2 separate regions of the Homo sapiens genome follow, and region 2 is linked to region 1. Evidence: read pairs that join two places in POLR2A ChIA-PET (ENCODE). Cell type or tissue: HCT116. All regions are shown on one strand.

Region 1 (5,000 bases):
TGACCCTTGCTCCTGGATCTGTTCTGGAAGGGCCCTAACCCTGCCCATCGCAGTCTCTCGGATTCTTCACAGCCAAGTAAACCTCCCTCTTCCTAATGCTGACAGCCTCTCAATAGCAGCGCCACCATGAGGTACGGTGCTCATAAATCTCTGCCTCTTATCCATCATTTGCTCCCTACTAGAAGGAAGGAAGAAAACGAAAGACGGAGAAAGGGGGATAGAAATCCTGACCCTGACCCATCGTCTTTTCAAAGAATGTTGGATGCAGAAGGCAGGTACCATAATTCTACTCTGGTCCAACCAGGAGCAGGGCTTCAGCCCTCTTAGCGTTGTGCTGGCCTGGTGGCCTCAGTATCATCAACTCACAGAATCTAATCTGGAATCTATGAGGCTGGATAAGGCTGGAGTAGACTCATGTTGGGAATTCACCTAAACTGGCAGCCCCAAAGTCTTCCCATTGGACTAGAAAGCAAGATAAAGCAAAGATTCTTTGTATTCGGGGAGTCCCAAATCCTTTAAGAATAGGATAAAAGTGAATACATTCATACATGCATTTTGCGTCCAGTTGCAAGAGGTGCATGAATCCTCCACAAATTCAAGGATCTCCAGTTAAGAAGCTCAGGCCCAGCTTTAGAGCTACCCTGTGCCATTCAGGAGTTTATGCCAGAGACAGCTAGATTCTCACCACACCTATTTTCTCTTCTGGGTTCACAGCTAAACCGGTCTCATGGAAAGTCCCCAGACACTCCCTTCCTCTCTGATGCCAAAGACTGAATGGATGATGGCACAGAGCTGGACTCCTGACAAGACTGGCAGACCCCCCAAAAGCTGACCTGGAGGCTCTGGGCCCCAACTGACCATCTGGAGTGGAGGCTGATTTCCCTTCAATGTGTCTGAGGCCTCGCTCACGTGTGTGGCAGATCCCCAAGAAAGCCACTCATGTGGCGGCTGCAGGTTAGATTTAATCCATTCCTAACAGGAGCTGGAATCTATAGTCTACAAGCCTGCCCTCCACAGTGCAGCAACCAGTCAAATCTTCCAGTGATGGGGCTGACTAATTTCCGGAGTACTAAGCATGTTCACCCCCGTGCCAGGGTCTGGAGACAAGGAGAGGAGCTTTCACAGTTCCTCACAGACTCTGTTAGGAGCTCATACAAGCCAATGCTCCTTCTCCACTCAGGTTCCTCTAGGAGGTCAGGAAGAGAGCAGGTAGCTAAGCCTACCCTTGCCTCTCTCCACCACCAGCCGTCATGCTCAGGGTGACCTCAGTAGCATAACAATAGTTGACATTACTGAACACTCACTCTATCCTGGGCTTTGTGCTGAGCTACTTGCATCCAGAACCTCATTTGGGCTTCTCATCACAACTCAGAAGAAGGTACTAGTCCCACCTGCCTTTTAACTTTGACCCAGAGAGGTTAATTACCTGTCCTCAGATCACACAGTTAGAAAGAGCACTCAGTGCTAATACTTCTAACTTGTCACGACTTTCCCAACTTCTCAAATCTCCTTACAAAGACAGACAGTCCTAGGTAGAATCACATCTGAAGGCTTCGCTAGTCATCACTTTGTTACCACCTGAGAAAAAGAAGAGGCCTCAAGGCAGCTACCATGGGCACCAGCTCAAGAAAAGGGCTCCTGGTTGCAAAGGCGGGAGACCAGGAGGCAGAGCTTGCCTTCCTTTCCCTTGGCTGAGACCTGGCCTGGCCCTGATGCTCAGAAGCACCTCCCAGCCACCTTGGCCTCTGCTGCCCTTCCCAGCAAGGCTACGACTCCACATGACCGAAATGGCTACAGCAGATTGGGCAGAGGGCTTGAGTGCTCAGCCTGGCTTAAGGACAAGCCTAGGCGGAGAAGAGCTCTGACTGGGCAGTCCTCCCAGCAACCCCACCCCACCCAGCAGCCCACCCTAACTATGGGGCAGGAAGCCTGGCCTAAGCCCAGAAGTCAGACTCCAAGTCATGCTGCTTCTCCCTGCCTTCCTGTCCTGTGGTAAAGGCTAAGAATCTCCAGTCTGTAAAACTGGTGGTGGCAGTGTGCAGTGGAGAGAGTCCAGCAACCTGCTCCCTGATTAAGGTGTTTGTTGAGTCAGGCATCCAGTTCCCGGCTAATCACATGAAGGGCATTTCCGCATCAACGCCAGGCACGCGGATCCCCGCGGAGCTTTGCGGGAGGCGGGGTTTAGCGTGGGGGCGGGACCTTGCGAGGGAGGCGGGGCTTGCGGGGGGCGTGGGCCTCTGACGCGGGATCAGAACCTCCCATAGCTGAGCCCTGCCTGTTTCCTGGCTTTGCCCAGATGCTTTAGGAACTTTTCGTCTTTAAATCCATTTCGCACGTTATTGCACATTCCTTTGTGCAATTTTTAAAAATCTATAATTTATGAAAGCTGTCATTCGATAGGGTCTTTACTCTCCCTGGCTGGAACTTCTTCTAAAGTACTTCTCAGTAGGCAGCGAATCACTCCCCTTTGATTACCATGTGATTAGTTTGTTCAACTGATGGCCTTTCTTCTCTAAGATACTCATTGTGTCTTCTGCCTCCTATGCAGTTCTTAAGAATTTAAATGAGCCGTTTTATTTCTTCCTCCAAGCCGGAATCTGCACACCCGGCCCCACCCTTCGGCCTCCCCTTTTAGTGAACCTAAAAAACAGCGGCACCGTTTCCGAGGGCCTCCTCTAACGGGGAATTTTATGTTGTTTCTGACATTGTTTGTTGTGCTTCCCACAAGACCGAATGCTGCCAAAGATTGAGAGACAGTGACATAAATGTCAGGGAAACGCCTCGGCAGTGTCAAGCCTAATTAGACGCTTGCACTTGGGGGACAACTACAGATACCATAAAACTCAGAGCTCGCCCTCTCTCTGCTCATGCCTGGAGTCTGGCAGATGGGGCAGGGCAAAAGAGAAGGCCCGGGAACAGGATGAAAGGGGATGGAGAACAGTTTCACTGGGATGCGGAATTTGATTTTGATGCATCCTCTTGTTCCTTTTAGGTCACTCTTGTCCTGGAAGCGCCCACAGGCAAAGCCATTTTATGCATCAGGCGCTGTAGGCACAGTGCCTAGGGGATGTGGGGTTGTCAAGGGCCAAAACAAGTTTGAGATGAAAAAAAAAAGGGCTCTAAATTACAAAACAGAAACTGTGAAATCAAAATAATAATTGAAGTGATAATTAACAAAGCAAATTATAAAAATTATTTTACAGCAGAAATATCTGCATGCACACCCACATATAGGGCGAAATGTAAATGCGTTTTAAAAATTAATATAATATGAGATTAGGATTTCAAAAGTAAGAGTGCGTTTGGCCCTAAAATGGCTCTATCTACTGATTCAAAACACATTTCCATGTGCCTGGGTGAGTCAATTACACATAAATTGCATCACTAATATTCAGGTTCTTCAGCACCAGTGTACCATGCCAGGTACACCGGGGGAACAAGGGAAATTACCCTCACAGCTATGAGAATCTATTTGAGAAGATATAACTAAGTTATGAAGAACAATTCACTTATTCATTTATTCAGTAAATATTTGAGCAGCTGTTACGTGCAACATTCCTGATACTGAGAATAAAACAATAAACAAAAGATATAAAAATCTCTGCCCTCTTAGAGCTTACAAGTCCGGTGAACAATGGTATAATAAAGTACTACGTTCAACATAAGTACCAATGATTTACAGAATGCTGAGTGTGATGGCGCAGCCCACATGATCAAGGACAACTCGATGCTGGCGGGAGTGTGAGTAGGTCTGGTCACTCGGTCACCCACTCTGCAGCTTGTGCTCCTCCACCCATGTGTACAGAGAAGCAAAAGGTCTGTTTTTGCCCACAGGAAGATAATATATACATGGATGAAATAATGTGTGTGAAAAGGCACGTTGTAAACTCTCAAGTGCAATGTGAATTATATGTCGTCTTATGTATGTGACACACTCTGTTTATGCACCTGAGTGGAGATACTAGAGTCATTGTGGAGAAATACACGTTCAATCATTTTCTACTCTCAATTTTTGCACAGATATTTTTCTGCTAAGTTGAGCCAGCTTGTACATAAATATCCCAAATCCTCTTTGGTCATACTTTGGAATCCCACTGAGGTACTGAGAACAGTAGCCACCTCAAAACAGCATCAGAGAAAGACAAAACCACCTGAGACTTTATCCAAAGGGACTCTCATTGCTAAAAGGGGAGAGTTTGGGATGGGAGAAGAGTTTACCTATCAAGGGCATCCAAAGTCTGGATTCCAAGGTGCGATCCAAAGCCTGGATTCCCTAAAACCATGTGGTACAGCTCAGTATATTTTGGCAAAACAGAGTCCATTTCCTTTAGTCATATAGCAAGTTTACACTGTTTCAAAGAGTGTGAGCATCATGTTAATTTATGGTTCAAAATGCATCCATGATGTAACTAAAATAATTATTATTAATCCCATTTCGCGATGTGGAAAGTGAGACAAAGCAGGCTTAAGAGAGATGCCCAAAGTCATGCTGACTGGCCATCATAAAGGAGTTCCATTTTCTTGGCATACTGCAGGATTCCTTTCACCATGTCTCTCGCTAAGGCCCTAGTGCCAAGAGCTGCCAGAGACCTCCTCCTTAGGAGATCAGCAAGCCTAGGGTTGACCTCCTCTGAGATGACCAGAATTGTTTGATGAGTAAACACACACCATTTATTTGCCCATCAGACTTTTCCTGTAACATGCACTTGTCTAATTGCCCAAGAAATTCTTCCCTAGACCCTCCCTTCTGTCCCCCAAAATACACACCTAAAATACAAACACACCCACGCACATAACAATGTGGATCCATTCAAAATCCATTTCTCAAGTGCTTACCTTCTAAGGCTGCCAGACTTAGTAAATAAAAATATAAGATACCTAGTTAAATTTGAATTTCGTGTAAACAACAAAAAATTGTTTGGCATAAGTATATCCCAGGCAATATTTGGGAAATACTTACACTGAAATAAGACTTCATTATTTATTGCATTGCACTAAAC
Region 2 (5,000 bases), 130 kb after region 1:
CCCAGGCCAGGCCATCGCATCCCCTGTGACTTGCACGTATACATCCAGATGGCCTGAAGTAACTGAAGATCCACAAAAGAAGTAAAAACAGCCTTAACTGATGACATTCCACCATTGTGATTTGTTCCTGCCCCACCCTAACTGATCAATGTACTTTGTAATCTCCCCCACCCTTAAGAAGGTACTTTGTAGTCTCCCCCACCCTTAAGAAGGTTCTTTGTAATTCTCCCCACCCTTGAGAATGTACTTTGTGAGATCCACCCCTGCCCACCAGAGAACAACCCCCTTTGACTAATTTTCCATTACCTTCCCAAATCCTATAAAATGGCCCCACCCCTATCTCCCTTCACTGACTCTCTTTTCTTACTCAGCCCGCCTGCACCCAGGTGAAATAAACAGCCATGTTGCTCACACAAAGCCTGTTTGGTGGTCTCTTCACACGGAGGTGCATGAAAGGGTGGACATCCTAACTTTCTACTGATTGCTCCATCTCCATTTCTCTTTCTAGAAATGGAGGCTTCCCAGAAAGTGTTAAGCTCACCTTTGCTCTGGTCTTGGAAGCCCCTTTCACTCCCAAATCACTGCACACAGCTCAAGTCCTAAACTTGCAACACTTTTCCTCTACTTCCCAAGTCAGTCCAGCCAGTGTCCTGGCCCATCTCTTGATAGACATCCAATTGCACCCCTGATTTTCCTGTTCAGTGGCTGACTTAGACACCCCAGGGCTAAATTCCCCCAGAAGCCAGAAGTTGTTTGTTCATTTAACAGAGTTTTGCACCCACCTAAGTATTATTAAGTGGGAAAGATCCATAAAAGCAATCAGTGATCAATGCTTCATATCAAGCACTGACCATTCTAAAAACTCATGGACTTCAAACTCTATCTAGTTCCCAGAGACATGTTCCTTTTGCTTGCTTTTCTCTCCTCTGAAAGGAAAGCCTGCGTTTTTGCTGAGACTGAACACTGCTCACGTGGTGAAAGCCTTCTTTTTGGTGATGCAGGATTCAACTCTGGTTCCTGGAAGACTCAAAACTCAGTGAGCCTGGAACTGACCCTAGGCTCTGCTTATCTCTCCTGCTTTGAGCAATTTAATTAGTAAATTAAGATAATACCATTGTTTTTCTAACCACAAATGGCTTTAAAAAGATCCATGTCGCTAATGGGTAGCTGAATCTCCCTCTAGCCACCTCCCCCACCCACGTCCTAATCTTCCCACCTCCCCCCTCCAAGGAGAACCATACTGTCTTGTCTTTGAGTGAAAGTGCCACATTTCCATGCAAATTGAGTGTCCAGAGTGAATGGGGTGGGGGCGGTGCCCGGACTTTCTCCATGGCTGAGTTGCTGGAGTATTTGCATAATAAAATGCGTTAACAGCTTGGAATTAATCATTGCTGTTACCCTGAATGGCCTAGGAACTATTTTCCAGGCCCTCTTCTGTGAAAACTATGGATGCCATTTGTAGGTAATGGAGCCTCTGCATATTTTTCTAATTATCACTACTACATTTTTCTCTGTCTCCAAAATATGCCCCCATCCTAGAATATCATAAACTGTTGTAGATAACTGGGAATTTCACATGATATGAAAATTCTCAAATGCTCAGTAATTTACACTACACATGCCTTTATGCATAAGGATGATGTTGGAATAGGATGAGCAAGGTTTGCACAATAGAGTGGACAGAGTAATGACTCTAGTTTGAGTCTTCTTCTATGGTTGATTTAGGGCTAAAACTTGGTTCCCTCTGCTGTAAAAAAGGGATGTGGTAGGTGGCCTTCTAAAATGGTCCCATTCTCAGCCGGGAGCATTGGTTTCACACCTCTAATCACAGCATTTTGGGAGGCAAAGGAGGTCAGGAGTTGGAGACCAGCCTGGCCAACATGGTGAAATCCCATCTCTACTAAAAATGCAAAAATTATCTGGGCATGGCGATGGGTGCCTATAATCCTAGCTAGTCGAGAGGCCAAGTCAGGAGAATTGCTTGAACCTGGAAGGCGGAGATTGCAGTGAGCCCAGATCCCACCACTATACTCTAGCCTGGGTGACAGAGCAAAACTGTGTCTCAAAATAAAATAAAATAGCCCCATTCTGGTATCCACACCCTTGTGTAATCCCCTCCCCTTGAATGTAGGCTGGACCTAATGGCTTGCTTTTAGCAAAAAGAATATGGCAAAAGTGATAAGATGTGAATTCCAAGGTCAGGTTACGAAAGTCTGATCAATCTCTCTCTCTCCCTTTTCCTCTCTCTCCCTCTCTGTCAGCTTGTTTAATGAAGCTAGCTTCAATGCTGTGAGCTGCTCTATAGACGCCCATGTAGGAGGAAACTCAAGGGGCCCCCAGCCACTAGCCATTGAGGAACTGAGGCCCTCAATCCAACAACCCACAAGGAACTGAATCCTGCCAACAACCACTGAGTGAGCCTGGAAGCGGATCCTGCCCAGCTGAAACTCGAGAAGATTGTAGCTCTGCTGCCCTGACCACTATTCTAACTGCACCCTTGAGAGAGACCCTCAGCCAGCTAATCTGTACCTGGATTCCTAACCTGGAGAAACTGAAATAGCAACGCATGTTGATGTAAGTGCTAAGTTTGGGAGTAATTTGTTATGTAACAATAAATAACTAATAATACTTATTATTTAGGCAATAAAACCATAGAAAATACTTCTCAGGGATGTTTTCTCCATAAGATAATCAGATTTTAAATCATCAAGTTCTATACAGATGTATATTATCATTTGTTTTCTACCCAGTAAATAGGTTCCTCTCCTAAACACTCCACTTGCTCCCTTTGACCAGCCAGAGGAAGTTCTGCCTTCCTCCAAATGACCCATCAATATATTTGTCTGGAGTTTTTATTTCTGTCACAATTCTGTTTCACCACTTGGGTTTGTTGTGCCTACGCTGTGGGCAGGACCACCTCACAGAAGACAATGGGTGGGCGATGGTGAGAAGTGAGTTGAGGGTGCAAAAGGATACTATATCACGGGACTCCCAAATCACTAAGCCAAAGAAAAAGGTCAAGCTGGGAACTGCTTAGGGCAAACCTGCCTCCCATTCTATTCCTCAAAAAGATAGCTACTAACATAAAAAAAGCTACATACCTCCCTCACAATTTGTCTACAAGGAAATTCCTTGTGGACAAATGACAGACAGATGTCAAAGTCATCCCTCTGCTCACTGAGATAAATGCATATCTGATTGCTTCCCTGGGAAAGGCTAATCAGACACTCAAAAGAATGCAACCATTTGTCTCTTCTGTACCTATGACCTGGAAACCCCCTTCCTGCTGCGAGTTGTCCCACCTTTCCAAACCAAGCCAATGTAAATCTTGCGTATATTGATTGATGTCTAACGTCTCCCTAAAATGTATAAAACCGAGCTGCGCCCCGACCATCTTGGGCACATGTCACTAAGACCTCCTGAGGCTGTGTCATGGGTGTGTTCTTAACCTTGGCAAAATAAACTTTCTAATGCAAGTCGAAACCACAGTGAGATACCATCTCACACCAGTTAGAATGGCGATCATTAAAAAGTCAGGAAACAACAGGTGCTGGAGAGGATGTGGAGAAATAGGAACACTTTTACACGGTTGGTGGGACCGTAAGCTAGATCAACCATTGTGGAAGTCAGTGTGGTGATTCCTCAGGGATCTAGAACTAGAAATGCCATTTGACCCAGCCATCCCATTACTGGGTATATACCCAAAGGATTATAAAACATGCTGCTATAAAGACACATGCACACGTATGTTTATTGTGGCACTATTCACAATAGCAAAGACTTGGAACCAACCCAAATGTCCAACAATGATAGACTGGATTAAGAAAATGTGGCACATATACACCATGGAATACTATGCAGCCGTAAAAAAGGATGAGTTCATGTCCTTTGTAGGGACATAGATGAAGCTGGAAACCATCATTCTCAGCAAACTATGGCAAGGACAAAAAACCAAACACCACATGTTCTCACTCATAGGTGGGAATTGAACAATGAGAACACATGGACGCAGGAAGGGGAACATCACACTCTGGGGCCTGTTGTGGGGTGGGGGGAGGGGGGAGGGATAGCATTGGGAGATATACCTGATGTTAAATGATGAGTTAATGGGTGCAGCACACCAACATGGCACATGTATACATATGTAACAAACCTGCACATTGTGCACATGAACCCTAAAACTTAAAGTATAATAAAAAAAATAAAAAAATAAACTTTCTAAATTAATTGAGACCTGTCTCAGATACTTTTTGGGTTACAAGGGTAAAGGAAGGCTGCCCCCCAAAACTATTCTTACCCAGCTTTTGTCACTGACAAACTCCTACCAGTATAATAGGGATAAGAATCATAATAACAACTACTACCAATTTTTGAGCAACTTCTTTGTGCCAGGAACTTTGCAAATATTCTTTCAGATCCTCACCACAACCCTGGGGAAAAAAATCCAGAGAGTTTAAACCACTTAGTCAATGGTAGGCAGTTAGCACATGTCAGAGCTGAGGTTAGAACAAAACTCCTCTCTCTTGTATTTGCTTATTTCTTATCTTCTAGGGCTGTGTGCCTAAACAAACTATTTTCAATAAAGTTAGAATTTATTGGTTTTGTATGCTTTTTATCCCACTTAACACATTAACATGAATATTTTTCCATGTCATTAAACTTTTTTTGAAAACACTATTTTTAAAGGCTGCATAATATTCCATTGTTGAGTGGATTTGCCCTTCCCTTATTTTTCCAGCCTTTAAGCTGTTTCCAGGTGATTTACTGTCATAAATTATGCTGTGATAAGCATCCTTGTACATGCATCTGTGATCGCATCTCCAATTATTTTCTTAGGCTAGAGCACTAGAGGAGGGACTGCCAGGTCAAGTTAGAAAACGCCTTTAAGTCTCCCGATGCCAGTTGCCAAATTGCTTTCCCGAAAGGTTGTACCAATTCATATTCCCAAGGAGATAAACACTTAACTTTGAAAGGAAAGGGTGTTTTAAAGTGTGAGATAA

Evidence for each region. Peaks named below come from ENCODE experiments on the same cell type or tissue, not always from the same donor. Only the 100,000 strongest peaks of a DNase experiment are listed, where the experiment ranks them.
Region 2: POLR2A ChIA-PET joins it to region 1 with 8 read pairs; 2 of 35 experiments call an interaction of 5 or more read pairs at or near these places.

The regions. Positions count from the first base shown.
Region 1 is chr2:60,295,697-60,300,696 of GRCh38, forward strand. No RefSeq gene overlaps it. Among named protein-coding and RNA genes, the nearest start is that of MIR4432, 89 kb to the right of the region's middle. RefSeq lists an enhancer at 1,752-2,282. In HCT116, a CTCF peak has its summit at 126; a DNase peak (open chromatin) is centred at 2,175.
Region 2 is chr2:60,422,031-60,427,030 of GRCh38, forward strand. The region is part of intron 2 of LOC124906010; the gene reads right to left. Among named protein-coding and RNA genes, the nearest start is that of MIR4432HG, 33 kb to the left of the region's middle. In HCT116, no CTCF peak of the experiment used is centred here; no DNase peak of the experiment used is centred here.